Linked DNA regions of Homo sapiens: region 2 is linked to region 1. Evidence: chromatin loops called from intact Hi-C (ENCODE). Cell type or tissue: GM12878. All regions are shown on one strand. Links, peaks and the distances in the headings refer to the core of each region. The heading gives the core; the rest is flanking DNA.

The links. Peaks named below come from ENCODE experiments on the same cell type or tissue, not always from the same donor. Only the 100,000 strongest peaks of a DNase experiment are listed, where the experiment ranks them.
Region 2: a loop joins it to region 1, with 4 times the contacts of the local background. A loop is called at or near these places in 1 of 110 quality-filtered maps.

The regions. Positions count from the first base shown.
Region 1 is chr7:114,716,917-114,733,058 of GRCh38, reverse strand. No RefSeq gene overlaps it. Among named protein-coding and RNA genes, the nearest start is that of MIR3666, 72 kb to the right of the region's middle. In GM12878, for the core only: no CTCF peak of the experiment used is centred there; no DNase peak of the experiment used is centred there.
Region 2 is chr7:114,827,331-114,843,472 of GRCh38, reverse strand. No RefSeq gene overlaps it. Among named protein-coding and RNA genes, the nearest start is that of MDFIC, 87 kb to the left of the region's middle. In GM12878, for the core only: no CTCF peak of the experiment used is centred there; DNase peaks (open chromatin) are centred at 10,062 and 10,352; H3K4me3 peaks cover 370 bases; H3K27ac peaks cover 2,025 bases.

The DNA.
Region 1 (16,142 bases), core at 7,485-12,484:
ACCAGCATGGACTATGTGGATTCTAGAGGGTTGCCCCACCACTACTACTGACATTGCTCATGCCATGCCCACTACTTAGGGTCTAAAGAATCTGCTCTTCCACATAGCCCCACTGCTACCATTCCCAACACCTGAGCAAGCCACATGGAGACCCAAGAATTGGCCTGCCTGGTCCTACTAACACCGTTGCCAATGTATGCCATCCTGGGGCCCAAGAATGGGCATGATCAGCACACTGCTGCCACCACAGGGGCCCAAATACTGGTCCACCTGATATCATAGTCCCCAGTAAAACTTCACTACAGCCTCCACTAACAACCACACCCTAAACTACCAAGGAAATCACAGACACCACTGATGCTATTTGCAACCAAAGAAATCATACAGAGACTGTGCTACTACTACTAAACCTATGCAGAATCAAAGCCAAAGTGCTCTACCCAACCAACACCATAGATACATCCACAGGAAATATCCTCCCTCTATTAGTCTGCTTTCACACTGCTGATAAAGATATACCCAAGACTGGGCAATTTACAAAAAAAAAAAAAGGAAGTTTACTTGGATTCACAGTTTCACATGGCTGGGGAAGCCTCACAATCATGGCAGAAGGCAAGGAAGAGCAAGTCACATCTTACATGGATGGCACCAGGCAAGGAGAGAGAGCTTGTGCAGGGGAACTCCTCTTTTTAAAACCATCAGATCTCGTGAGATTTTTTCACTATCACAAGAACAGCATGGGAAAGATTTGCCCCCATGATTCAATTACCTCCCACCAGGTCCCTCCCACAACACATGGAAAATTAAGATGAAATTTGGGTGGGAACAAAGCCAAACTATATCATTCCAACCCTGGCCCTCCCAAATCTCACATCCTTACATTCCAAAACCAATCATGCCTTCCCAACAGTCCCCCAAAGTCTTAACTCATTTCAGCATTAACTCAAAAGTCCAGAGTCCAAAGTCTCATCTGAGACAAGGCAAGCCCCATCCACCTATGAGCCTGTTAGTTACTTCCTAGATGCAGTGGGGGTACAGGCATTGGGTAAATACAGCCATTCCAAATGGGAGAAATTGGCCAAACAACAGGAATACAGGCCCCATGCAAGTCTGAAATCTAGAGGGGAAGTCAAATCTTAAAGCTACAAAATGATCTCCTTTGACTCCATGTCTCACATCCAGGTCATAATGATGCAAGAGGTAGGTTTCCATGGACTTGGGCAGCTCCACTCCTGTGGCTTTGCAGGATAGAGCCTCCCTCTCAGCTGCTTCACAGGCTGGCATTGAGTGCCTGTGTCTTTTCCAGGTGCACGGTGAAATCTGTCAGTGGATCTACCATTCTGGGGTCTGGAAAATGATGACCCTCCTCTCACAGTTCCACTAGGCAGTGCCCCAGTAGGGACTCTGTGTGGGAGCTCTGACCCTACATTTCCCTTCTGCACTGCCCTAGCAGAATTTCTCCATGAGAGCTCTGCCCCTGCAGCAAACTTCTGCCTGAATATCTAGGCATTTTCACGCATCTTCTGAAATCTACACTGAGGTTTGCAAACCTCAATTCTTGACTCCTGTACACTCACAGACTCAACACCATGTGGAAGCTGCCAAGGCTTGATGCTTGCACCCTCTGAATCCATGGCCCAAGCTCTACTTTGGCCCCTTTCAGCCATGGCTGGAGTGGCTGGGATGCAAGGCACCAAGTCACAGGGACCCTGGACCCAGCCCATGAAATAACTTTTTCCTCCTAGGTCTCTGGGCCTGTGATGGGAGGAGCTGCCATGAAGACCTCTGACATGCCCTGGAGACATTTTCCCCATTGTCTTTGGGATTAACATTTGGCTCCTGTTTCTTACGTAAATTTCTGTAGCCAGCTTGAACTTCTCCTCAGAAAATGGGATTTTCTTTTCTACTGCATTGTCAGGCTGCAAATTTTCTGAACTTGTGTGCTCTGCTATCCTTATAAAACTGAATGCTTTTAACAGCACCCAAGTAGCCCCTTGAATGCTTTGCTGCTTAGAAATTTCTTCTAACAGATCCCCTAAATCGTCTCTCTCAAGTTCAAAGTTCCACAAGTCTCTAGGACAGGGGCACAATGCCACCAGCCTCTTTACTAAAACATAACAAGAGTCACCTTTGCTCCAGTTCCCAACAAGTTCCTCATTTCCATCTGAGACCACCTCAGCCTGCACCTTATTGTTCATGTCACTATCAGTGTTTTTGTCAAAGCCTTTTAACAAGTCTCTAGGAAGTTCCAAACTTTCCCACATTTTCCTGACTTCTTCTGAGCCCTCCAAACTGTTCGAAAGTCTGCTTGTTACCCAGTTCCAGAGTTGCTTCCATGTTTTCAGGTGTCCTTTCAGCAGCGAACCACTCTACTTGTACCAATTTACTAGTAGAGTTTATTAGTCCATTTTCACACTGCTGATGAAGACATATCCAAGACTGGGCAATTTACAAAAAAAAGAGCTATTGGACTTACAGTTCCATATGGCTGGGGAAGCCTCACAATCATGGCAGAAGGCAAGAAAGAACAAGTCACGTCTTACATGGATGACAGTGGGCAAAGGGAGAGAGCTTGTTCAGGGGAACTCCTCTTTTTAAAACCACCAGATCTCATAAGACTTATTCACTATCACAAGAACAGCACAGGGAAGACTTGCCCCCATGATTCAATTACCTCCCACCAGGTCCCTCCCAAAACACATGGAAATTCAAGATGAGATTTGGGTGTGACACAGCCAAACCATATCACTCCCCTATGAAGCATAAATTCAAAAAAGAAAAAAAACTTTTACACTAGATATGCAGATATTATTATAAGGACAAAGGAAGAACCAAGGAGATATGACACCTCCAAAGGAACACAATAATTCCCCATTAATAGATCGCAATCCAAAAAACATTTATGAAATACCAGAAGAGGAATTCAAAATATTGATATTAAAAAAGGTCAATGAGATACAAGAGAATACTAAAAAACAACACAAGGAAGTCAGGGGAAAATTGAGGATATGAATTAGAAATTTATGAAAGAGATAGATATCATAAAAATGAGCTAAAAAGAAATTCTGGAACTGAAGAGTTCATTGAATGAAATACAAAAATACATTCAAAACTTCAACAATAGACTAGATCAAGCAGAAAAATGAATCTAAGAACTTGAAAACAGGTCTTTTGCATTAACCCAGTCAGACAAAAATAAAAAGAATGAGCAAAGTCTACATAATGTATGGGACACCATAAAAGTATAAAATTTTTCGCGTCCCAGAGGCAAAGAGACAACAATAGTGTTGGAAAACCTATTTGACAAAATAACAGATGCACACTTCCCACGTCTAAGAAGAGATTTAGACATCCAGATATAGGAGGCTCAGATATCCCTAAATACATACAGTAAAAAAAAAAAAAAAAAGATCTTCTCCAGGGCACATTATAATCAAACTGTCAAAAGTCAAAACCAGAGAGAATTCTAAAAATAGCAAGAGAAAAGTATCTGCCCCAACATATTAATAGTGAGTTTCTCAGCAGGAACCTTAGAGGCCAGGAGAGAATGGGATAATATATTCAAAGTGCTAAAAGAAAATAAAAATAAAGCCTGTCAGCCAAGAATACTATACCTAGCCACACTAACCTTGATAAATGAAAATGACATAAATGCTTTCCCAGATAAATGAAAGCTGAGAGGATTTATCACCACTAGAGCAGCCCTACAAGAAATGCTTAAGGGAGTCCTACACCTGAAAATGAAAGAACTGAAAGAACATATTTAACATCATGAAAACACATAAATATTAAAAAAAAAAACCCCCTGGTTGAGCAAACACATAAACAAGGAAGAGAAAAGATGCAAATGTTACTACTGCATAAAATCACCAAACCACGATGATAAAAAGAAAGAAAGAAAGGAAGAGACCAGGCATGGTAGCTTAAGCCTGTAATCTCAGCAGTTCAAGAGGCTAAGGTGGGTGGATCACTTGAGCTCAGGAGTTTAAGATCAGCCTTGGCAATGTGACAAACCTCCATCTTTCCAAAAAAATACAAAAATTAGTTGGGCATGGTGGTGGTACATGCCTGTGGTCCCAGTTACTTAAGAGGCTGAGTTAGAAAGATTACTTGGGCCTGGGAGGTTGAGACTACAGTGAGATGAAATCACACCACTGCACTCCAGGCTGACCCTGCCTAACAAAAAAAAAAGAGGAAGGAAGAAGGAGGGAGGGAGAGAGAGAGAAAGGAAGAAGGAGTGGGGAAAGAGAGAGAGAGAGAAAGAAAGAAAGATTAAAACAGGTAGAAATCAATTAATAAAATGACAGGAATAAGCCTTCACATCTCAATAATAACTTGAATATAAACAAATTAAACTTTCCACTTAAAAGACATAGACTGGCTGAATGGTTAAAAAAAAAAAAAAAAAAAAACCTGACCCAACTATATACAGCCTACCAGAACTAATCTTACTTATAAGGACATATATAAACTAATAGTAAAGGGATGAAAAAAAAATATTCCATGCAAATGGAAATGAAAAGAGAGCAGGAGTAACTATACTTATGTCAAATAAAACAGACTTTAAGTCAAAAAAAATAACAAGAGATAAAGAAGCTCATTATATAGTGATAAAGGGATCAATTCAGCAAGAGTATATTCTAAACATATAGGCACCCAACTGGAGCACCCAGATACATGAAGCAAATATTATGAGATCTAAAGGGAGAAATGCACTCCAATACAATAATAGCAGAGGATTTCAACATCCCACTCTGCATTACACAGAGTATCTAGACAGAAAATTAACAAAGAAACATTAGATCTAAATTACACATTAGACCAAATGACATAACAGACATTTACAGAACATTTCATCCAATAGCTACAAAATATTCATTCTTCTCATTAGCACATGGAACATTCTCCAGGACAGACCATTTGTTGATACACCAAACAAATTTCAAAAAATTATTAAAGATAAAATTATATCAAATATCTTCTCAGAGCAAAATTGAATAAAACTAAAGAGCATACCAGTCAGAATGGCTATGATAAAAAAGTCAAAAAAAAAAAAAAACCAGTTGGTGGTGAGGTTGCAGAGAAAAAGGAATGTTTACACATTGTTGGTGGGAGTGTAAATTAGTTCAATGATTGTGGAAAGCAGTGTGTCAATGCCTCAAAGAGCTAAAATCCTAACTACCATTCAATCCAGCAATCCCATTACTGGGTATACCCAAAGGAATATAAATTGTCCTATTATAGAGATACATGCATGTGTATGATCATTGCAGCACTACTCACAATAGCAAAGACATGGGATCAAACTAAATGACCATCAGAGGAAGACTTTATAAAGAAAATGGGCTGCATGCGGTGGCTCACGCCTGTAATCCCAACATTTTGGGAGGCCAAGGTAGGTGGCTTACGGGGTCAGCAGTTCGAGATAAGCCTGCCAATATAGAGAAACCCTGTCTCTACTAAAAATACAAAAATTAGCCAGGCATGGTGGCGGACACCTGCAGTCCCAGCTACTTGGGAGGCTGAGGCAGTAGAATCGCTTGAACCTGGGAGGCAGAGGTTGCAGTGAGCTGAGACTGCACCACTGCATCCAGCCTGGGTGACAGAACAAGACTCCTTCTAAGAAAAGGAAAAAAAAAAAAAAGAAAAGAAAATGGGGTACATATATACCATGGAATACTATGCAACCATTAAAAAAGAACGAAATCATGTTCTTTGCAGGAACATGGATGGGAGCTAGAGGCCATTATCCTTAGCAAACTAATGCAGGAACAGAAAACCAAACACCACATGTTCTCACTTATGATGGGAGCTAAATGATGAGAACACAGGGACACAAAGAATGAACAGACACTGGGGCCTACCAGAGGGTGGTGTCTGGGAGAAGGAAGAGGAGCAGAAAAAAATAACTATTGGGTACTAGGCTTAGTACCTGGGTGATGAAATAATCTGTACACCACACCCTTGTAACACAAGTTTACCTATATAACAAACCTGAACTTAAAATAAAAGGTGTTTTTTTTTTTTAAATAAAAATAAATGGCTGAGTGTGGTGGCTCATGCTTGTAAACCCAGCACTTTGGGAGGCAAAGGTGGGCAGATTGCTTGAGCTCAGGAGTTCAAGACCAGCCTGGACAACATGGTGAAACACTGTCTCTACCAAAAATGCAAAAAAAAAAAAAAAAAATAGCCTGTCATGGTGGTGTGTGCCTCGAGTCCCAGCTACTCAAGAGGCTGAGATGGGAGCATCATTTGAGCCCAGGAGGCAGAGGTTTCAGTGAGCCAAGATTGTGCCATTGCACTCCAGCCTGACTGAGAGAGTGAGACCCTGTCTCAAAAAATATAATAAAATAAATTTTAAAAATATATAAATAAATAAATATAGTGGCAAAACCCCTTCCCTCCACCAAAAAAAAAAAAAAAACAAAACAAAAAAAGTCACATATGAAAAATCTACACCTAACATTACACTCAGTAGGGGAAAGCTGGAAGCCTTTCCTCTAAGAACTGGAACAGACAAAGAAGCCCACTTTTACCACTCCTATTCAACATAGTACTAGAAGTCTCAGCCAGAGCGATCAAGCAAGATAAGAAATAAAAGGCATCCAAATTGGAAAAGAGGAAATCAAATTGTTCCTCTTTGCTGATGATATCATCTTATATCTAGGAAAACCTAAAGACTCCACCACAACTCTCTTTGATTTGATTTTAAAAAATTCAGTTAAGTGTCAGGAAACAAATTAAACATATAAAAATCAGTAGCATTTCTATACAGCAAGAATGAACTATCTGAGAAAGAAATCAAGAAGGCAATCCCATTTGCAATAGCTACAAAAAAATTGCTTAATAATAAATTTAACAGAGGAGGTGAAAAATCTCTACAAGGAAAACTACAAAACGCTCATGAAAGAAATTGAAGAGGACACAAATAAATGGAAAGACATTTCATACTCATAGATCAGAAAAATTAATGTCATTAAAATAACCAAACTGCCCAAAGCAATCTACAGATTCAATGCAATTCTTATCAAAATACCAACATCATTTTCACAGAATCAGAAAAGAAATCCTAAAATTCATATGGAACCAAAAAGAGCCCAAATAGACAAAACAATTCTAATCAAAAGAACAAACCTGGAGGCATCACACTATCTGACTTCATATTAGACTATAGTAGCCAAAACAGCATAGTATTTGTATAAAGATAGACATATAGACCAATGGAACAGTATAGAGAACCCAGAAATAAAGCCACGCATATACAGTCAACTGATCTTAGACAAAGCCAACAAGAACATACACTGGGGGAAAGACACTGTCTTCGCTAAATGGTGCTGGGAAGATTGGATCACCATATGCAGAATAATAAAACCAGACACCCTATCTCTCACCATATACCAAAATCAACTCAAGATGGATTAAAGAATTAAACACAAGACAGGAAACTATAAAACTACTAGAAGGGCCGGGCGTGTTGGTTCACGCCTATAATCCCAGCACTTTGGGACACCGAGGCAGGCGGATCACATGGTCAGGAGATTGAAACCATCCCAGCTAACACGGTGAAACCCCATCTCTTCTAAAAATACAAAAAATTAGCCGGGCATGGTGGCACACGCCTGTAGTCCCAGCTACTCGGGAGGCTGAGGCAGGAGAATCGCTTGAACAGGGAGGCAGTGAGCCAAGATTGCGCTACTGCACTCCAGCCTGAGTGATAGAGCGAGACTCTGTCTCAAAAAAACAAAAAAACAACAACAAAAAAAAACTAGACGGAAACATTTCAGGATGGTGGCCTAGGCAAAGATGCTGTGGCTAAGAGAATGCAAAAGCACAGGCAACAAAAGCAAAAGTAGACAAATAGGACTATATTAAACTAAAAGGCTTTTATACAGCAAAGAAAGCAACAGAGTGAAGAGAGAAGCTGTTGAATGGGAGAAAATATTTGCAAACTATGCATTTGACAAAGGACTAATATCCAAAATATATAAGGAATTCAAACAACTCAATTAAAAATAATAAGAATCCCTTTAAAAACTGTCAAAAGATGGCGCACGGTGGCTCACGCCTGTCATCCCAGTACTTTGAGAGACTGAGGCAGGAGTATTAGCTTAAGTTCAAGGGTACAGTGAGCTACGATTGTACCACTGCACTCCAGCTCCAGTGACAGAGTGAGATCTTATCTCAAAAGAAAAAAAAAGGTGGGCAAAGGACATGAATAGACGGTTCTCAAAAGAAGACATATAAATGGACAACAGGTACATGAAAAAAATGCTCAACATCACTAATCATCAGGGAAATGCAAATCAAAACCCCCAATGAGCTATCATCTTACCCTAGTTAGAATGGCTATTATTAAAAAGGCAAAAAATAACATGCTGGCAAGAATGCATAGAAAAGGGAACACTTATACATCGCTGGTGGGAATGTAAATTAGTACAGTCACTATAGAAAACAGTATGGAAATTTCTCAAAATTAAAAATACAAGTGCTATACAATCCAGCAATCCTACTACTTGATATTTATCCTAAGGAATAAGCAATCAGTACGTCAAAGGGATATCTGCATTCACATGTTTATTGCAGCCCTCTTTCACAATAGCAAAGATATGGAATCAACCTAAGTGTCTATCAACAGACAAATGGATAAAGAAAATGTGGTATATACACACTACAAAATAATAATTAGCCAAAAATAAATAAATCCTGTCATTGGCATAAACATGATGGAACTAGAAGTAATTATATTAAATGAAATAAGGCAGACACAGAAAGACAAATTTTACATGTTCTCACTCATAAAGGGGAGCTAAAAAAATGTTGATCTCATGGAGGGGGAGAGTAGAATGACTGATACAATCGGCTGGGAAGGTATCAGGGGAGTAGGGGGTGAAGAGAGTGCAGTCAATGGGCACAAACATACAGTAGATAGAAGGTATAGATTCTGATATTTGATAGCTGACTAGGGTGATTATAATTAGCAATAACATACTGTGTATTTCAAAGTAGCTAGAAGAGAGAACTTGAAATATTCCCAACACATAGAAATGACAAATATTCAAGGTGATGGATACCCCAAATATCTTGACTTGATCATCACACTTTCTATGCATGCAATGAAATATCACATGTACCCCCATAAATACATAAATATTATGTATAATTTTTTAAAATAGAAGAGGAAACTTGGACACATGGAAGATACCAGGGGCACTCATGCACAGAGGCACAACCATGTGAAGAGGTAACAAGGGGAGATTCATTTGCAAGCAATGGAGAAGGGCTTCAGAGGAAATCTACCTTGCCAGCACTTTAAACTTGGAATTCCAGCCTACAGAACTGTCAGAAAATAAATGTTTATTGTTTAAGCCATCTAATCTGTGGTAATATTTTGTTTTGGAAACCCTAGCAAACCAATAAGGATAGTATTAAAAGACTGGAATAATAAACATTTGAAATTCTGTTAAGTATAGATTGTATTGAATTACCAATGCAACTGGTCTTAATCCAAATAAGTTTCTTAAAGCTTTTCAAGTTGTCATCAGTTTTTTTGTGAAGTAAGCATAATCGTTTCTCCACTACCTTGTATTTTGCCCACTCCTTACCTTCTTAAATCCCACCCAACCTTCAAGGTCCAGTGCTAGTTCTACCCTTCCAGGAAGTCTCAGGTCACCCAAATTCTCCATGCTTCCTCCCTTCTCTGAACCCTCAGGACTAGTGATCTGTGCTTTCAAGTTGCCTCCTAGTCATAAATTGACCTTTGACATATCAAATGTTCTTGCTTCATTGGCAATTTAATTCTCCTTATGTTCTGATCTAACTATTCATTTTCTATATCTTCTATAAAGTCTGATAAGGCTCTTGTAGAAATATTGATTGATAAGTAATTAAGAAGGCTTCTACAGACACTACCACACTTTGTACCTGAACTTAATTAAATCTCAAAAGATCAAAGAGGGGATAGAAAGATTTTCTTTCTGTAAAGGCTGTGTCACAATCAGTGATCAGCCTTTTAACATTGATGAGCAGTCACAAGTGACTTTGAGACCTGTAAATGGTTATTTTCTAATTCCAAGTGAAGTTAAAAGATGATGGAGAAGGAATATAGCCTAAAGGCCATGGCTAGTCATCTTTTATACTTGGACATGGTCCAGTGGGCAGAAGAAAAGGATCTCCTACAAACAAAATGGAGACTGGTGCTAATGACTAGATTTAAAACTTCAAAATCTTCCTAATTAGACCCTAGTCTAATACCACTTGATAAAATTATGTTGGAGAAACAATGTCCTTGTACATTGTCAGATGACATAATCTGTCACAGCTCAGTGAGTCATAACATTAGTTTAAAAATACTAGAATTAAGTCACCATGTTTTATTGAACAATAAGGTAGAATTGAATTATTCTTTTCCTGGTTTTTAATCATATATCCATGAGTCTCTCTGTTTTGTGGTATGATTAAACATAGGATGGTGGCCAAGCCAAAAAATAATTAAAAAGAGGAAGTAGAATATAATAAGTCACGTTTTGAATATCTCCCTACAGAATGTTTTCATCTATTTTTTTTTTAAAGAGAGGTGCATCATCTGTGAAGCATGAATGGCATCAAGAATTGGCTCTCAATTTAAAAAGGAGCCCCTGGACGTTGCCTTCCAGGCAACATACGAGCCGTTGCTTACCCTGTACTTCACTCTTTCAGTCTGCCTTGGTAGCAAATTTTGAGGGTACTGAGTGAGAATTTTTATCTTTTTCTTCCCTGTGTCTCTTAGCTATTGCTGTGTAATAATTTTTAAACAGTAAAAACACCAATCTCCCTCAGTGTCATACAGTCACAAATATTTATTCAGTGTGCACAGGGGTCAGCTGAAAGATGACTGATCCGGGCAAGCTCACCTGGACGGCATTGCAGTCTTGACTGGACTGCCTGTGCATCCCTCCTCCTCCTCCTCTTGGATTGCTCTTGTCTGCTCTCATGGTGATGGCAAAGGTGCCAGAGCTCATGCCCAGTCACACCTGTGCTTCTCATGCCTCTGCCTGGGTCACATCTACTAACACTTCTTGACAAAGCAAGTCACATGGGGCCTTAGTTTGTTTGTGCTACTGTAACAAAATACCACAGATCAGGTAATTTATAAACAACAAAAATTTATTTTTCACAGTTCTGGAGACTGGTAAGTCCAAGATCAAGGCACCAGAAGGTTTGGTGTCTGGTGAGGGCCCTGTCTCTACTTCCAAGATAGCACCTTGTTGCTGTATCCTCCAGAGAAAAGGAGAGCTGTGCCCTCACATGACAGAAGGGACAGAAGAGTAGGGGGGAATTTCCTTCAACCTCAGGAACTTTTATAAAAGTGCTAATCCCATTTGTGAGAGAGGATCCCTCATGACTTGATCATCTCCCAGAGGACACACCTCTGAATACTGTTGCATTGGGGATTAAGTTTCATATGAAAATTTTTGTGGGTGTGAGGGGGTACTCATCGTTCAAACGATAGCACACAGCTACATCCCAAATCTATGAGATGAACATATGATCTGCCTTGTAGTGAGAGAAGCTAGGAAGTTACACGGAAAGGAAAGTGGATACCAGGTGGGATAAATAAGTAGGGGCATTACTCTCTTTACCACACTCATTGTTTTTTATTTTTCTTTATTAATCCACTTATTAAAATTTACTGTGGTGAACATCAGTTATATGCAAGGTGACCCCCCTTTTAGCACATCATTTTTAAAGTAGCTTTCCTAGATGTTAGGGTAATTTCCATGATATGAGAAACTTCTGCCCCTTTTCAGTATGAGATTAATCTTCAAAATTCCCAGCTTCATTTGCTGTGAGAACACAAACAGGTAAAGTGGGTGCTGCCGGAGACCTGGAGCTTCTATTTTGCTATTCGTGGTGGGCAAGACTTGGAGAGCAGTAGCAGCAGAGGCTGTCTAGGAGTGGCCAGGTTGAAGCAATCAACCAGAAGTTGCACTGGGGCTGAGAGAGTAGAAACTGCAATGAAGATAAGTTTCTGATATTTACCATTTGACCACAGTGGTGGCAGCTTCCTTACGAGGCCAGCTCTGCATCACCTGATGCAAGAATTTTGGCATGTTTCTCCAACCCTCCCAAAGATTCTGTGAGTTCTCCACACTCCTTTATGTTCAAACTAATCAGAGCAGATTCGTTGAATACCGACCGCCATTGAGCAACTACTCTACACAGAGCAAATTTTTTGCTAGATTTTTTTGGAGATGTCAGCTATTATTTGGGTGCAAGAATGAATTTATGTGAAGTCTCTGAGGTAGCTTACACAATAATGAAATGTCAGTTAAAAAAGGAGATTTGGAAAGGGAAGAAATTAGGAAATCTCTGAACATTCAGACAGTAAAAACTCAGGGCACCAATATTTATATGAATTGCCTCTAACCTCTTTTTCCTGTACTTAAGTCATTCTGCTGAAGGTTCAGTTTTGAGATACAGAATCTGTAGAGGAAAAGAAAAATCTTTCCTTCCTGTCTTAGGTTCATGGCTGAGACTCATGAAAAAAAAGAAGAGAAAAGCATACACATTTATTTAATATAAGTTTTATGCGACACAGGAAACTTTGGCAATTAAGTCCCAAAGAAACAGGTGTTGGGAGGCTGAGGTGAGGGATTGCTTGAGGCCTGGAGTTCAAGACCAGCCTGGGCAATATAGTGACACAAAAATTTAAAAATCAGCCAGGCATGGTGGTGCATGCCTGTAGTTCTAGCTACTCAGGAAGCTGAGGCGGAGGATCGCTTGAGCCCAGTAGTTCAAGGCTGCAGTGAGCTATGATTACACCACTGCACTCTAGCCTGGGCAACAGAGTGAGACCCTATCTCTAAAAAGAGAGAAGTAAAGAAAGAAAGAAACAAGTAAACCTGTATATTTTTAACAATAGGCTTTTTTTTTTTTTTTTGAGACAGAGTCTCAAATGAAGTGGCACGATCTTTGCTCACTGCAACCTCTGCCTCCTGGGTTCAAGCAATTCTCCTGCCTCAGCCTCCCAAGTAGCTAGGATTACAGGCGCATGCCACCATGCCCAGTTAATTTTTGTATTTTTAGTAGAGATGGGGTTTCACCATGTCGATCAGGCTAGTCTCAAGCTCCTGACCTCAAGTGATCCACCTGCCTCAGCCTCCCAAAGTGCTGGGATTACAGGCATGAGCCACCGCACCCGGCCTTTAATGATAGGTTTGATGAAGAAGTGGATAGTCATGGAGAAGTATGAATTGACAAAGCAGGTATGATCTAATGGTAATAACTGGGAAAAACTTAGCAAGGCCCGTTTGTTCAGACTCTTCGCTGTGTCCTTGTATATTCAAAGGTAAATATGTTCCTTTCCTCCAGGTACATAAAGGAAAGACACCTTTTGAATTAGGGTTTTATGACCTGCTTCAAGGGAGAAGAGCTGGACTTTCCTAGGTTTTACGACCTGCTTCAGTGAAGAAAAGGGAAGGGAATGTGAGAGAACCTTCCTGTTTCAGTTGTTTTCTCAAATCCCAAGGTACCTTATTTTGGGGTACAGTGTCCCGAATCCTTTTAAATCCAACTAGCTTCACTTAGATCTCATGCCCACTCCTTGGAGAGTAGAGATAAGAAAACTTTAGTGATGTTCCCTCCAAGACTTTACCTTTTGGGATATTGGTAATTCCTCAAAAAGAAAGAGGAATGCTTAATTGGAAAAAGAGGAAATGGGTGTTATGTAGTGAAAAACAAAACAAAATAAAAAACAGAGATCAAGAAGAATAACCAACCCAAACCAAATATCCACAACAGATCAGAGATGACTCAGGCTTCTTATCTGTTATTGGGAAGCTTACATTTTAGTAGAAAAGATAAACACTCAATCTTCATTTATTTTTCAATATTAGGACTCCAGTCATTGGATTTAGGGCTCAACCAAACTAGCATGACTTCATGGTAACTTATCTAATTATATCGGCAAAGACTGTATTTCCTGGTAAGGTCACATTCTGAGGTTGTGGGTGGACACGTATTTTGGGGTAACACTATTTGACTCACGACAACACCCACAGGCTTCAGAATGAATCTAGACTTTCACCTCAGGTGAAAATTATCCCCAGAAATCATTTGTTCATGTAGATGCAATATAAATATATTTTTTAGATGATATAAAATTTTCTTGTGATAAAAATATGCACTTGATAATTATTAAGCAAGTTTAAATATGACATTGGCACATCTTAATTTAGATACAAGAAAAATATCCACTTTAGATATTTTTCTCCCATATAAATGTCATTCTTTGCAGTGACTAAGAATTAGAGGTTATGTATCAGAAAACGTCTTTCTAGAGAAAGAAAATTTCTTTCTTGGACACTGTGTAGTTAAATAAAGAATATATTCCCTGTATTAGTCTATTGGTGACATTACTTTTCAGACCACAGAGAATTAAATAAACCTAGAGTGATTCTTATTAGGCTTAGAAATTCTGTCATCGTTAGATAAATTAAGCTGTTTTCCACTGATTTATGTAAAGTGTAATTAACAAATTAATACATATGAAGGTAAGATAATAGAAACCACCAAGCAATAATGTAGTTTTGTTGTGTTTTTGAAAATTACTGAAAGTAATGGCAAAGCTAATCTGCTATAAATTTCTTTTAATTAAACAGTGTTTAGAATAACAATTTTTTTTTCTCAACTCAGCCTATCTCATACTATTCTGCATGTTTTTCATCTTTACATACTCAGGACGTGTTCTAACATTGCCATTATTTTCTGTATAGTATCATATTGATTAATAATCATGTAATTATACTACAGGGTTAGAATAATGTTTTAGGTTTGTTGGCTTAAAACCAAAAGCTATTTCAACTATGATTTTTTCATTTAAAATAATAAATATTATCATTGTAATACCCAGCCAGATACATTTATGGTGGTTAAAAACTCATAATAATTATTAATGTAAGGCAAAGCATAAAATACTAGTAATCTGAGGCAACATAATCTAGGACACCCTTATGTGGAAAAGTGATGCTACTTATTAATTTATTGTAATTTGTATTTATACACTAAAGCCTAGGGCGTCAATACAAATCATACAACAATTGATCCATAGGTGATAAGAGACTTTCTTAACAACTGTTTATTCAAATTTTATCAAAAGACAAATGTGAAGGAGTTGTGTTAATGAACATTATATACTTTGCTTCCTGGGGGATTGTGAGAACTGGAGAACTAAAGACCTCCTGTGTGGCACAACTTCTGAAATCTAATATTTAACAAATGCCATGATATTTAACCATGGGCGCTCCCCATGGTTTACAGTGACCACACAAACAACTCTGAAGGGTCTCAGGCCAATTTACACATCTAGGCCTGTCCCAGAAATGATATGACCTCCAGCGACATTTGTCTTTTCCTGAATGAGACCAAGGAAAAGCATAGCCCACTTGGGCCTAACTCTGAAAGAGTTGACTTCCCCAGCTCTCTCTCCAGCTTGACTTCCTGAATTTTTCCATCTCACCCTGCTCCTGGCACTAACTCCATGACCCATGGTATTTTGTAAAATACTCCTTTCAGACCCTCAGAATTTTTTTTTCCCATACAGGTACCTAAATCATCCTTTCTGGATAATAGTGGTTTGAGACTGAGATGGTAAGGTGACCATGCATAGAGTTAAATGGGCACCTGGAACATTAGTGAGAACATTTCTGATTAAATATATCTACCATGAAATGCCTCAGGCTTTGACCTACACCGATAAATCCTTGTTTCTTAACAGCAAATGAAATTCCTGCACAGGTTGCTGGGTTTGTCCTCAACAGCTCTCTTCCTTCCTCCTATTACAGAGGGAATGACTTTCCGAGAAATCAGTTGAAATATTTCTTACTAATTTGAAGGTTAAGAGCAGGCACAGAATCAATGGAAAAAGTAGAATGCTGTTTTCTTTCCTGATTCCTCTTTTGACATTTTAATATAAATCAGAGAGATCCTCAGGCTTCTATCCTGGGAGATTTACAATTCAAAGCAAAGGAAAACTTTCTTTTATTCCTTGTTTAAAAAAAAACCCAAACCATCCAAACAAACAAAAACACAGTTCTAAACTATTCTTTGATCTGGTGAGTGGTTTTGTATTATATTATTTTAATATAAAAGTAATTATACACAAA
Region 2 (16,142 bases), core at 7,259-12,258, 110 kb before region 1:
AACTTCAAAGTATTAGAGTAATAAATGCAAAAAATTCAAGATCAGTCATTCAAAACTATAAATACGCTTAAGAAGTTGAACTTGGTACAAATCAAGCCCCAGGCCAGTGGCTTCTAAAAGAGATTGGGTAAACTATGCTGAGCACTGTTAATATGCAAAGCAAAGCAGTTGCTTCTGAAACAGAAAGTGGGCCCCAAAGTGCTTCCATTGCTAAAATATAAAAGACTTACCCAGGGCAAGCCTGGAGTCCTACACAAACTCTGCTTGGAAAGAGAGTTTAAATGTAGGGTGAAATTGTTGGCAAGGATTTTTCTTTCGCCTAATTTTTCAGTGCAATAGATGAAAGAACAGGTTTAGTGCGGACCTAATAAAAGAAGCCTTAGATTTGGAATTCAGTCTGCAAGAGTAGAGAGTGATTTTTCTGGAATAGCAGTCTCCTGGCCATGCGAGCCATCCAGGAAAACACAGCAAGTATAATCATTTCAAGGCCATCATGTAGCAAATCACAGGAACCAGTGTTCAGCCTAAGACACACATGTGTCCTGATAATTGGGGTTGTATGGGAAAGGAGATGCAGTCCAGGACCACGGATAGAAAGATCTGGTTAAACTAGCATAAACAACATGCATTCCAGGGTGAATCCTGCCACATTCCTCTACAGGCCATGCTTAACCAGTTAGCATGGTTACGTTACAAAAAAAAAAAAAAAAAAACCACACCTTTTGCTTCATCTCTGGCATAACAATGTGTTCAAGAATTTAAAAGATGTGTATGAGGAACTGAGGACTAGCAGTAGAGCTTCTTTGTCTAGACTTCAGACTCTGAAAAAACTCGTTAATAAGATAGAATGATAAGCCCAGGAGTTTCACAAACTGACCTTTTGCGTTTTGGGCTCCAGTCATCAGATTCTAAATTGAGCCACCAGCAGAAAAACACATGATATATCATTTTGAAGCCTTCTGGATCCAGTATTTTAGGATGATAGTTATTTACTTAATTTGCCATTTTAAAATAATATCTATAAAGTATAAAAAATGATACCTGGCATATAGTAACGGGTCAATAATATAAGCTATTTTTGGGTCTCAGAAAACAATACTCTGAAATGAAGGCCTCAGAAGCAAAAGTTTTTCTGACCATCCCCTGCTCTCTTATTCTCAGTCCCATTATTTCTTGGGAATAGCCATAAAAACTAGAATCCCTTTTCCCCAAAGCTAGCCATAAAATCTAAAAATATTACTCTAATTTTCTCTCTACTTTTCTGTATAAAAACTAGATGTAAAGAAATTATAAGATCAGGCTGGGTGCGGTGGCTCACGCCTATAATCCCAGCACTTTGGAGGCCGAGGTGGGTGTATCACGAGGTCAGGAGATCGAGACCACCCTGGGCAAAATGGTGAAGCCCCATCTCTACTATAAAAATACAAAAAAAAAAAAAAAAAAAAAAATTAGCTGGGCGTGGTGATGTGCCCCTGTAGTTCCAGCTACTTGGGATGCTGAGGCAGGAGAATCGCTTGAACCCAGGAGGCGGAGGTTGCAATGAGCAGAGATTGCACCACTGCACTCCAGCCTGGCGACAGAATGAGACTCCGTCTCAAAAAAAAAAAAAAAAAATTATGAGATCTACTTTGTTTAACTGTAGTTCACAAGACCCTCATTCCAGAGAAGACCCTACCCTACACCCAGAAGGAAGGAATACATGCTCAGAGAGCCCAGGAAGAATCCAGACAGACAGGCTCTGCCTCGTTTCCCTACTCAGTCTATTAGCATTAGATCATAACTGTTTTGTCCAATCATACTTTTACCTGGCTGCTCATACTTTGTTGAATCTAAGCATAAAAATGAACAAGTTTCCCTTTATCTTTGGGTCTTCATTCTAATGACTCCCATGTGTACATGTTACATGAATTTGTATGCCTTTTCTTTAGTGAATCTGCTTTTTATGAGTTCCTTTTTCAGTGAACTTTCAGAGACCAAAGGGGAACTTTCCCGTTGGCCCTTACACTATTTATTATTACTGGAACAGGAATATATTGTAACAGGAGATCTTTGAGTTAATCATACTTTTTGAATAGACTTTTGCTTCATCAATACACTTTAACTCAAATGGCACTATTTTTAGCTCCACATTCATCTTGAACTTTTATTACTTTATATACTCTTTGTAGGTTCTCTTCTTACATATGTGTGAAATTTTAAAAGGTATTTTAAAGTAGCAGTTAAGTTTGCAAATGTGCTGTTAAATAAATACTCAAAATATTATGTTGTGTATGGGTAATGTGGCAAGATGAGATTTTCTTTCTTCTCCCATTTTCTTTCTTTGACCTTACTACATGTGATTAAATCAGTAAAGAGACAGACTTATGTGTGAACTCAGAGGTTGTGCTCTGAGATTTGGTCAATTTTAGCAAGAAAACTCTCTAAATGTTTCAGAATTGTTTCCTTTTAATAATTGGTAAGACTTAAACCTTCTCCTGCAAAGAATAAGTACAATCTACTGCAACACTTCCAATACGGAGCTGAGAGAATGATGCAAGACCTTGCTATATGCCTTTCTGGATACTTAGGACGTAAAGCTAAGGGCAGACAACATGAAAAGACCAAGTAAAATGTCTCCTAGAAGGCTAGGAGAAGGTATATTGGAAAGAAAATGGGCTTCAGGAGGCCTATACAGAGTTTGTAGCTTCATAGGGCAAATAGCGAGCTATTTTGTAATATTCACTGGGCTGTGCGTTCATGTCAAGATTACTTCCTTTTTTGTTGAACTGTACCTACACATCTTTCTAGGTAATATGCACATAATTAAGGCTTGACAACCATAACAAGTCATCATTTCAAAAGCTAAAATTAATTTTTTATCAGTAATTGTTCCGAATTTAGAAAGGAGAAAGCAGTCATTTCCTAACCATAAGAGTTGTGTATTTTGCCTAATGACAGGGCTACATTTTATAAGTGTTGTCTGGTAAGTATAATTTATTAAATGTATCAAATAATTGTTTGAAAAATAACAATAATTGCCTCTTCTTGCAAATGATGCTCACAGTAATGTCAAGCTCTTCCAAAATTGAATGATTTACTTCTGCTTTTCATTGAATAAAACAACTAGCAGATTATCCTTAGACTGCTATTTCATGTACTGTATTTATTTTACAAAAGCAAAATTGTGAAGGGAACAATTTACCAGAATCAAATGCTGCTCTCTTCATCTTTACTTTCCTTGTTGGCTGTGGCATGCACAATGTAATGGTTATATTGTCAAGATTCCACTAGATTGCAATTCATTTTCCCCCTGTTACCCAAGAGCCTAAAAGCAAATTCCCAACAATATATTAAGAGGCATAGAACAATTCTTGAAAAAAGAATTAGATTAGATATGAAGCAATACAGGAAAAGTTGGAAATTGGGAATTATACTTATCAAGTTGCATGTGAAGAAATGTCATTTGTGAGCTCTCCAAGGAACCTGTTGTGGCTGTTTGATACACTGTGCCTAGGATTTGTCAGGTTGCACCATAGTTCTTGGATTAAAAGAAACAAGCATTCATTTATCTTGTAAAACTGCTCCTAAGATGGACCAATTTGTCTGCCAATGTTTATCCTTCTTTCAATCTACGAAGTGGATTTTTCCTGAATAAAAGCTAATGCTGAGCTATTTTTATTCTCTTTTTGTGTGTTCAACTGAGTTTTCTTGCCTCATGAATATGCCTCAATCTTTTTCCTGAGCTTTTCCATACTTATTGTTGAATATTTAGTGAGCCATAATTAAATTTGTATTATCTGGAAAAACAGCATCCAGATAATTCAGATATGAAAATCTACTCAAACCCATTGACCTCATTCTCTACCTTTCCCTTGATCCTGTTCCTAGAATATGCTGAATAGTAGGACAGTTGGTTTCATATTCTCATTGTTTTAAGTCTATCTGCTTTGTAATAAAGCTTCTAACAAGCAGTGAAATTACCTAAGAGGCAAAAAACAGAAGAGAGAAGGAAGAAATGCCAGAAATGTCTGAAAAAATGAACCTTTAAAAAACTCGAAAGTTTCCTCTAAAGTTTTTTCAATTTGGGTTTTGTTTTTACCAGGCAGAGGGGCTCATTCTCTGCTTGTTTCTTTTAAAAAAATCATCTAAGATTTTTTTGAAGGGAAACATTCAAGTATCTTTCTACTATAAAGATTTTGTCATTCTATGTAATTTAAACACGTTTCATTTATGATCATGTAACCTAAAAAAATACTAATACTGAAAGCAAAATATTCCCTTAAAAACTTCTTTTTATGTTTGACTTTCCTCTTGTTTTAACCTTTTTTTTTTTGTCATCATGCCCTACTCTTCAAAGAAAAGAGGTAGGACAATCAATTAGTAATCTGAAAATGATAATGATACTATGCCATTTACTTGGAAACTAAAACATTTCCAAATACTTTCCACTCTAATAATGGAATAAGACAATTACAGTTTTAGGAGTTCTATAACTCTCATTGCTCTAGTGGTTTTCCAAATATTTTCATTATGTGATAGAAAATGGCTTTCTGCTCAGTACACCAGATAAATCTGGCCATGAACTTACTTGCAGGGTAAGTGAAAGGTGTTGGTCTGTGCTTTTATTGCTCTATTTATAGAATAATGGCTAAACCTAACATTACCTTATAACCCATGAATAAATTATATAGTCTTATATTTTTTAAAATCGGATTTCTTGATAGTGTGAGAAATGAAACTATGCTATAGCCCTAACCATAGACAACTATCTCCTCTCTGTAAAATCTGAGTAACAACCTTACAACAGAAAGATCTGAGCTCGGGGTTCCCAGTTCTGAACTCTTAAAACTGGGTGCAACTTTGTCCACCCTTGTTCTGCTATTGTTCAAGGAGGTAAAAGGTGGATATGAGAAATCTTCTCTACTCAAAAAATTGTCCTCCTCATAGTCTACTAATTATAAATAGGTGTAAGTTGAGCTCTTTGTTATCCTTAGAGTTAAAAAAAATGCAAAGTAATAATATTGTAAAAGTTTGGAAAAGGAAGACAAATTCAGAGAAGAATTAATTGGATTGAATTGCATTGCTTCTTTTTTTTTTTTTTTTTTTTTTTTTTTTGAGACAGAGTCTCACTCTGTCGCCCAGGCTGGAGTGCAGTGGCGCGATCTTGGCTCACTGCAAGCTCCGCCTTCCAGAGTCACGCCATTCTCCTGCCTCAGCCTCCGGAGTAGCTGGGACTAGAAGAGCCCACCGCCACACCCGGCTCATTTTTTTTGTATTTTTAGTAGAGACGGGGTTTCACCGTGTTAGCCAGGATGGTCTGGATCTGCTGACCTCATGATCCGCCCGCCTCGGCCTCCCAAAGTGCTGGGATTATAGGCGTGAGCCACCGCGCCCGGACTGAGTTGCATTGCTTCTAATTGATACAAGCCCAATAAAGAAGGGAGGAAAAGAGAAGAAACAGAATAAATTCAAAATTTTGCTCAACCGCTTATAATTTCTGTGATCCAAACAAATTACTTTTTCTGTATAGTGAGCATAATCCTACCTTGCAGAGTTGTTCCAATAATTAAACAATATCACATACGCAAAATACTTAGCAGGCTGTAGGCATACTTTTAAGTGGCCATTTTTTTTTTATGGAGTACACTGGTGGGAAGGGGCTAGAGTCTTGGCCACTCACTTACTAGAATAGTACAAGGTAGTGATCTTCCAACTGGGGTATGCAAAACCCTGGGAATACAGAAGGCTCCTCCAAAGAGTCAGAGGTATGAATCCTCCTAAGAGAATCAATGTCCAGATCCATTATTTCTCGATGTAATCTATTCTAAACTTGACCTGTTTAAGAACATTTCTGTGTGTGGTGAAGGCTGCACACTAGCAACATTTCCTTTCCTACTAACTTTTAAAAAATTAACTCCTCCAAGTTATCAAAAAAAAAAAAAAAAGAAAGGCATTCCTTTTACCTATCACAAATTTGCTATGTTGCATTTCTCTATTGCAATAATGATCTAGGCTGTCAAGCAAGGGACAAGTTGAAAAATTGTTATGCATAGAGTCCCTTTAATCAAGGTAGCATAACACTCCATCCATTCTACTAAAAAGGTACATTTCCAATACAAATCTACTTGTTAGAGTTAGTGATAATTTATCAAACTCTGTAATTTTTTTATTTTATCAATTGACTATTACTAATAATATAATAACAACTCAATCAAAAGGAATGTTTAACCCTCAGAGCTTTATAGTTGAAATAAATTATTTAAAGTTCAATTTTAATTTATATTCACATTTTTGATACAGAAAGTATGAGAGGATGATCAATAAAAGACTTTCAAGCATGAAAAATGTTATATTATGATAATATTCTAGGGTAGTAGTATAATAAATGTACAATTTTGAGCAAAAAAAAGAAGGGATTGTTCATGAGTTTTTTTAAATTAATGGTTCTGGGTAACATATCACCATGGCATTTAGATTCCCTTGGAAACATTTAAAAGCATAATCTAACAGTTACATTTTTAAATTATAATATTTATAATATGTAGAAAATTACATCCTTCTCAGCCACTTAAACTTATTATTAAAAATGTATAAGATGGTATACAGTAAAAACACAATTTTCTGGTCCATGTATGCAATACAAGTTAGTCTACAGACCCCTTAGGCAGAGGTTAAGAGCATGGAACTTTTCAAATCAGAAAGAACAGGCTTTGAAATCAGTCTCCACCTCTTGATTTTTAATGACCCACGTTCAACTTAACCTCTCTGTGCCTCAGTTTCCTTATCTTTAAAATGGAGATAAACACGAAAGAATTAAACGAGATAATGCATCTAAAGTATTTAGCCTTGTGCCTGGCTTTTGGCAGCTATCATCATCACCATCTTTACTGCATGTGGGGAAGACAAGGCAAGAGAGGCCTCAGTGTGAAAAGAGGATCCAAGAGTTACACTGCAGACTTGAAGTAACATTTCTTCAAAGAAAATATATACAAATGGCCAACAAGTACATGAAAACATGTACATTATTAGCCATTAGGGAAATGTGAACCAAAGCACAATGAGATACTCTTTCAAACCCACTAGAAAAGCTGGAATCAGGAGGGAGAGAGGGAGGGAGAGAGAAAGGAAGGAAAGAGAGAGGGAGGGAGAAAGAGAAAATAAAAAAGAAGGGAAGACAAATGTTATGTTAGCAAAAATGTGGAGAAATTGGAACCCCTCATACACTGCTTGTATGAATGTAAAATGGAGCAGTGGCTATAGAAAACAGTTTAGTGATTCCTTAAGAAGTTAATTACAGAATTTCCATTTGACCCAGCAATTCCACTGTTAAGTATATATCCAAAAGAATTAAAAACAGGTATTCAAACAAATATTTGCACACAAATGTTCACAGCAGCACTATTCACAATAGCCAAAAGTTGGAAACAACCCAAATTTCCATCAACAGATGAATGGGTATGGTTAAACAAATTGTAGCTTAACCACACAATGAAAGAGTATTCAGCCATTAGAAGGAATGAAGTTCTGAAATATACTACGATGTGTATGAAACTTGAAAACATGCTAAGTGAAGAAGCCAGACACAGAAGTTCACATATTATATGATTCCATTCATATGAAATATTCAGAATAGGCAAACCCATTAGAATTGCCAGGGACTGGGAGGACAGGGAACAACTGCTTAATAAGCAGAGAGTCTCCTGTGGAGTTGATGAAAATGTTTTAGAACTAGATAGAGGTTAAGTTTGCACAACATTGTGAATATACTAAACACTATACAGATTTGAAACCTTGCATTTCACATGTTGTATGTTTTATGGCAACAATTCTTCAATAATGATAACAAAGATGGTCACTTACCCTCAGTGTTTCCTTCTTGTCTCCAGGTTTTATTAATGCCTTGAGAAGCACTGGCTATCAATAATATCTAAGAAAGTTTAACAGTCAAAGCATAGCTGCTGTTCACAGCTGTAAAGCCGCACTGTAGGGAGGTTGCTTTCTCTGAAAGATGATGTATTTCTGAAACCATAGTTACAGGCAACCCTCCAGATTGCAAAAAGATTACCTGCAGCAACACCATTTTGAGGACTTTAAAGGGGTCATCCTACTTTTTAAGGAGTAGATGGAATCCTCTGCTTCATAACAAGCTCTTACATCACAAGAAGAGCTGAGGAAAAGAGAAGGAAGAGAGACTGATGGGGACACAGCATTCTTGTCCAGGGGGCAGGGCTTGGGGTTTTAGGAAAGTTAGACTGGGAAAGGGGACTTGCATAATCATTGAACAGTGCAAATTGCCCAAACGTGGCCAAACTACTTACCTGGTTGCAGTCTGTGGTGAGAGTTGGAGTCTCTATGAGATTCTTGCATGTAGATTCCTGCTTCAACATTTTCTCTCTGGGTAACTTGAGGCAGATTGCCTAATCTATGCAAGGTTCCGTTTTCCTCACCTGTAAAATGAGGATAATAAAATCTACTTCCAAGAGCTTTTTTGTGAGGGTAAAAAGATACAAGGTAGTTTTCCCACAAACTTGTCTGAGAATGACAATCACCTAGCATGCTTTCTAAATAATAAGTTTTTGGGCCCCATACCAGACATGGATCTGGATCATAGGGTACAGGGAGAGGGCTGGGAATCATATTTTGAATGCCTTCCTGGAATGATACTTAGCGATCTAGCTAGAATGGGAAATAATAAAGCTCTTGGTACATAAGTAGTCAAAAGTGTTATTTATTATGAATATTTTAGATTATTATTTTGGTGGTTATGGTAAACATTTAAACGAGGTGTCCAAGAAATCAAAATAATTAATAAAAAAAACTAAAAACCCATTTGAGTGTTCTTTTCCTCATATTATACAAATAACTGACTTGACCAATTTTTCTCCATTCAACATACTAAAATTGAGAAGGAAAAAATAATAACAATTTAAGCTTCTGAAAAAGATTATAACACTGTCAGCAATTAGGACAGCCATTTGAGGACAGTTTCTTTTTGGCAATAGGAGAGGAGGTAGAAATTCTAACAGATAAAAAATCTCCGCCAGTTCCCTATTGAGATTTCTCATGAGTCAATGACAATTTTAGTATTTTCAAAGAATAACAACTCTTTGATCTGAGGGTATGCTCTTTATTTTATCAGTTTGAAAGAGAGTCTGATGTCCCAACTAGATCCAGTTAATCCCCCCACTACATTGACTTTTAAAATTTGATTGTGGGCCACAGTAAGGAATATATTTTACATTGTATTTCAGCTATATATGTATCTGGAATAATACCATTATGTATCCTTATAATGTGCTATGCATTTGGATATTCTCTATTTTTTTCTTTTCTTTTTTTTATTTTTAGAAATTCTGGTTGCAATCCACTAATTTCTTTCACAACTACTAATTTGTCCCAAACCACTAATGGGTTGCAGCCTAAAATTTGAGAAGCACTGACCTAACATATGCATCTGAAGTTATTATTTTCACCTTCTCACAAATTGTGAATCATAAAATGACTGGTTTGGATTAAAAATAAGCCAGAGAGCCCAGGCAATGTGGCTCACACCTATAATCCTAACATTTTGGGAGGTTGAGGCAGGAGGATGGCTTGAGCCCAAGAGTTCAAGACCAGCCTGAGCAACATAGTGAAACCTCATCTATACTAAAAATAAAAATTAGCTGGGTATGGTGGTGCATGCCTGTGGCCCCAGCTACTCAGGATACTGAGGCAGAAGGATTACTTGAGCCAGGAAAGTCAAAGCTGCAATGAGCTGTGCTCCTGCCACTGCAGTCCAGAGTGACATCCTGTCAAAAGAAAAAGAAAGAGAGAAAGAAAGAAAGAAGGAAAGAAAGAAAGAAAGAAAGAAAGAAAGAAAGAAAGAAAGAAAGAAAGAAAGAAAAGTTTCATAATCCCAGTTTGCAAATCACCAAAGAAAAGAGATGAATCAGTAAGTTGGACTATAACAGAACTTAGTGTTCTCATCTGGGTATTTCTGACTTACATAGGCAAAACCTGAAACTCCATGTAGGAAGCTATGTTATGACTAACTTACAACTTTGGAGTTTACTGTTAATTACAAATAAAACAACTGCAAAAACTCGTCTGTGTATGTAGGCCTTCTTGAAAGTGAATTTGAATATCTGAAACAGCTTATGAAATTATGATCTGAGCAACGTGTCCTTTGAGGGGAAACGGCAAATGTGTGGAAAGGCTGTGCCTTTATTATTACATTGATAAAGAGTTGGCTCCTTTGTTTTATTATTTTCTCTCATGCACTTTTTTCCTTTCCTTTCATAAACTCTTTGTCCTAGGATTTGGCACTATAAATTTCCAACATTATGTGATAAGTAGTTATGCTATCATTTGCCCTACGTGCTTTCTGCATTGAAACAGGTTTACCACATGTGCTTCTTCAGGTCTTACACTGGGTTTAGATATAAGTCAGATTCTTAATCTGGAAATGAAAGAGGGGAAAACCTACAAGCATTAAAGAAGAGTCATGAACATGGGCTAATAACTACATCTGAAAAAGTAGAAATAATCTCTTTTCTTTATTCAAATGTGAAATATATGGCACATAAGATAATAAACTCTCTTTATTCACACCTATGTTTACCAAAACTTGACATTTAGCCATATTTGCTTCAGATATTTTTAAAAAACATTACAGCTGCACGTGAATCCTTCTATGTGCCTCAATTCAATCCTATTTCCCTTTGTTTTTGCAATTATGTGAACATTGTAATTTTATTCAAGGATGAATCCATGAAGTCTACAATATTGCATGTTTTAAAGCTTTATTAATGGTACCTTACTACATGCATCATTCTACAATATATTTTCATGTTTGCTGAACATTTTTCAATATTTTATCAACAACTTCATATATGTAGCTCTAACTTACAAATTTAACCATTATATATTATTTCACATATGAATCGCCACAATATATTGTAAACCGAAAATAAAATTCTAAGCCCTCCCCTCTCCTTCAACCATCTGAATGGACCCCTCCTCTCTTCCAAGGGCATTCCAGAGTTAACCTGATAAAATAATTCAGGCTATGATGGAAGAGGGATCAGACGAGCCTCATTATAACCTCCAGCATTAATATCAACACAGACCTTAAATTTGATAAGGAACATGTACAATGTATTTTCTCTAAAGCCTTCTACTTGTAGGCTTCATCTGCATGATAAAACCTTGGTCTCCACAACTCTTTATTATAACCCAGACATTCCTATCTTGATGATAACTCTTTCAACAAATTACCAATCAAAACCATTTTAAATCTACCTATGACCTGGAAGCCCCTCCCAATTCTAGTTGTCCCACCCTTCCAGGTTGAACCAATGTACATTGTACATGTATTGATTAATATATTATATCTCCCTAAAATGTACAAAAGCAAGCTGTACCCTAACCACCTTGGGCAGATGTCATCAGGACCTCCTGAGGCTAGGTCTCGGGTGCATCCTTAACTTTGGCGAAATAAACTTTCTAAATCGATTAAGACCTGTCTCAGATACTTTGGGGTTCACATATTAATGCTGTTAAACATACTTAGGTTATTGCCACATTTTCACTATTAAAATAAATGTAATGACAACAATCTAGCACAAGATACAGAAATGTAGGATCAGAGGATATGTGTGTCTTCACATTTACTAGCTATTGCCAAATTACTCTCCAAAATGGTTTGAGAATTTTTATTTCTCCTTATCTTTGTTGATGAAAAGAGTTGAACTATGTAAAATATTTGAAGGGATTTATTCTGAGTCAAATGTGAGGACTATGACCTGTAACACAGCACCCAGGATATCCTGGGAACATGTGCCCAAGGTGATCAGGCTACAGGCAGGTTTTATACATTTAAGAGAGTCATAAGACATCAAATAAAATATGTGGGGCATGCATTGGTTCAGAAAGGTGGAACAACTCAAAAGGATAGGGAGTTTATAGGTCATAGGTTCATACATGGATTCAAAGATTTTCTAATTGGCAGTTATTTGAAAGTTATTATCTAAAGGCCTGGAATCAATAGAAATGAGTGTCTGGGTCAAGATAAGGGATTGTGCAGACCAGGGTTCTTATTATGTACATGAAGCCTTATCAGTGGCAGCCATTAGAGACAACAGATGGCAAATATTTCCTATTCTTCCTCTAAAAGGGGCTAGACTCCCAGTTAATCTCTTCAGAATTGGGAGGGCCTAGAAGCGGGAGAGATCTAGTTATGTTAGCAGAGATTCTTTACAGAACCAATTTTTCCCAACAAGAACAGTTTTGCAGGACATTTTAAAAGAAGACAAAAAACGTATTTGGGGGTGAAATATTTTGATTACCTTCTTTATCTGTCACGTGATATTACATCAGAGTCAGGTTGGAAAGTAAGCCATGTTATATAGGGTTAAATAAAACTTATCTGATGAAATTTTATGGTTTGTACAAAGTGACTCCCCAGCCCCTTCGACAGGAATTTGGACCAGAAGAAAAAGGTCAGAGTTCAGTCCTCATCTTGAACAACATTCAATATTGTCAGATTTTCTATTGTTTTCTACCTGTTGGGTATGAAATTATATTTCACAGTTGTTTTAAATTTGTGTTTCTGTAATAACCTTTAGAATGGTTAACTTCTGTTTGTTTTTCATTCAGTTGTCTTTTGTTTTATATTATGTAAATATTTTAAATATTGTGGATATTCATTTTTTCAGATACACACAACACAAACACACACACACACACACACACACACACACACATCTCCCAGTTTTATCTTCAAATATCTTTTTTCCAGTTTTGAATTTTAACTTTGCTTTTCATGTCTTTTGTTATATAGAAATTTTACTTATCAATGAATAGATTTTATCAATAATTTTCTATATGGTTTATGATTTTGTGTCCCTGTTACAAGAAATGTGTTTCTTACTCCAATTTCAATAATATAGTTTATTTTCTCTTGAGAATTTCACAGTAAATTTTTCAATAGAGGAAACTTACTTTGTGGTACAAGGTAGGAAATCTCTTTTTTTCCAACGTGAATCTGATCATATTTTATTGAATAACTCATTTACCAACAATTATATATAATGTCACTTCCTTCATACGTGATATATATTCTAGGTCTATTTCTGATCTGTCTATAGACACTGGTCTGTTTTAATATCGATGAGCCAATACTACCCTCTTTTAATTATTGTAGAGGTATAATATCATGATACCTCAAAAGGTAATTGCCCTTTTTGTTTTCTTCAAAATTACTTTGTACTTTTTTTCTTCCATGTGAATTTTAGGATCAGATTTTCAAGTTCCATTAAAAATGCTAATTGGATTTTATTACAAATGACAGATTAATTTGAGGAATATGGCAATACAGTGATATTCTTGTGAGCATGATTTTTATAATTTTATATTTTATTTTGATGTTTTTGATGATGTTTTCTCAACTACTCAAGTTAGTTACATTATAAATTATTGGGGAGTTTTTTTAAGCTCCCCAACATATGTGAATCTTTTTAAATTTTTAATATCTTTCACTCTGATTTTCTAATTTAAGAACATAAGTCTGTCTATTATCAATCCTTTGAAATATGTTGACATCTTCTTTATGAAAAACGTATTTATTTGTTTAGTACAGATTTCTAATTATATATATTAGTTAAAGTTTGTAATTTTGTTAGCTATATCTTCTACGTTCTGCATATAGAAAGGGAGTAGAGAGTTCCTGTGTACTTACTGCCCCCACACATGCAGCCTCCCCCATTATTAACTTTCCACAGAAAAGTGGTACATTTGTTACAGTCTATTAACCTACATTGACCCATCATTATCACCTAAAATTCACAGTTTACATTAGGATTTACTCTTAGTGTTATACATTCTATGGTTTTGACATATGCTTATTTTACATTTGACATAAGCTTTTATGATTATGTGTATGTTAATTTTAACTTTGTGATTTTAATAGTTTTTATTTACAACTTTTGTAACACTATGTAGTTAAAAGCATAGAGGTTTATGAGTATTATATTTTTGATGGATGGATTCTTTATTATGATGTAGTGTCCCTACAAATGCTTTTTGTCTTAAATTCCATTTTGTCAAATATTAACATTGTTATATTTGCTTCCTTTTAGTTTGTATTTGACTAATATATCTTTTTTCTTCCCTCTCCCTTTTCTCTCACTTTGTTCTAAACAAGTCTCTATAGTCTCTATATTTAATATGATATTCTCTGTATTATATTACATAAGTTCAATACATTTATGTATAGTATGATACCATATATTTGGCACTTTTTTAACAATTTATTTTGTGTTTTCTAGCAATCATTATTTTTCTTTGCTTTTGCTTTTCTTCTTTTCTGTTGTATTGATAGAGTTTTTCACTTTTTCCCTGTACAGATTTAGAAGAAATGTATCACATTCAGGCAGATATCTATAAAATTTAAACAAAAATGTTTAAGTACTAAAACATGCTTAACTCTGAATTTTCCTAAAACTTCTTAATGTTCTTCAGAATTTCAGTCCTCTTCCTGAACATAACAAGAAATTTAGCTTGCATTAACAGTGCAATAAACACTTTCTGTTTGTTTTTGCAGTGTACATTTGTATTTATTTTTATCATTTTTAATGCAAAAATTGGTGATTATTTTAATAGCCACAAGTTAATTAAATTTTGTTACCTATTTTTGCAATGTTTATACTTTTGTAATAGACTTTATTTTTTAGAGCAATTTTATGTGCATAGTAAAGTTGAGCAGAAAGTATAGAGTTCATGTGTACGTTCTGCCCCCACACATGCAGCCTCCCCCATTATCAACTTTCCACAGCAAAATGGTATATTTGTTACAATCTATGAACCTAAATTGACACATCATTATCACCCAAAATTCACAGTTTACATTAGGATTTACCCTTGGTGTTATACATGCTATAGTTTTGACAAATGTATGACATTATCGTATCATACAGAACAGTTTCACTGCTCCAAAAATTCTCAGTGCTCTATTTATCCTTTCCTTCCTCTAAACCCTGAAAACAACTAATCCTTTTTAGTGCCTCCATAGTTTTGCCTTTAGTGGAATGTCATATAACTGGAACTATACTGTATGTAACTGTTCCGATTGGCTTCAATCCCTTCGTAATATGCATTGAAGTTTCCTTCTTTTTTTTTCCATGGTTTGGTAACTCTTTTCTTTTTAGTGCTGAATAATACCCTATTTTCTGGATGTAACACTTTATTTATTCATTCACCTTTGGGAGGACATCTTGATTGCTTGTGAGTTTTGGCAATTATGATAAGGCTTCTTGAAACATCTGTGTCCAAGTTCCCATACAGACATAAGTTTTCAATTTATTTGGGTAAATTCCAAAGAAGTATGATTGCTGGATCCTAGGGTAAGAGTATGTTTAGTTTCATAACAAACTATCAAAATGTACTACAAATTGGCTGTACCATTTTGCATTCCCACCAGCAATGAAGGGGAGCTCCTGTTGCTCCATATTCTAGCATGAGTGTTCACAGCATTTCGGATTTTGGCCATTCTAATATGTGTGCTTAATTTGCATTTCCCTAGTGACATATGACATGGAGCATCTTTTCATATACTTATTTGTCATCTATATTTCTGTTTGGTGAGGTTTCTTTTCAGACCTTTTGCTCATCTTTTATTGGTTTGTTCATTTTCTTAATGTTGAACTTTAAGAATTCTTTTCACATTTTGCATAACAGTCCTTTATTAGATATGTCTTTTACTAAGATTTTCTCTTAGTTTGTGGCTTGCCTTCTCATTCCCTTGACAGAGTCTTTTTCCAAGGAGAAGTTTCTCATTGTAATGATGTCCAACTTGTCAATTATTTCTTTTATGGACCATGCCTTTAGTGTTGTATCTAGAAAGTTATCACAAAGCTCAAGGTCACCTGGATTTTCTCCTGTGTTATTTCTAGGACTGTTACAGTTTTGCATTTTACGTCAGATCTACGATCCACTTCATTGTTGTTTTTTGTATGTAATGTTTTTCCTATGAGTATATTTTTAGCAGCTGATTTGGAGAATGTGTGTGGACGTAAAGTATTTACAGACACAAAATAATTTTATTTATCCCTCAGTTTTAAATAATAGTTGAGTTGGGTATAAAATTCTAATTAACAACTATCTTGAAAATACTATTTTGCTAT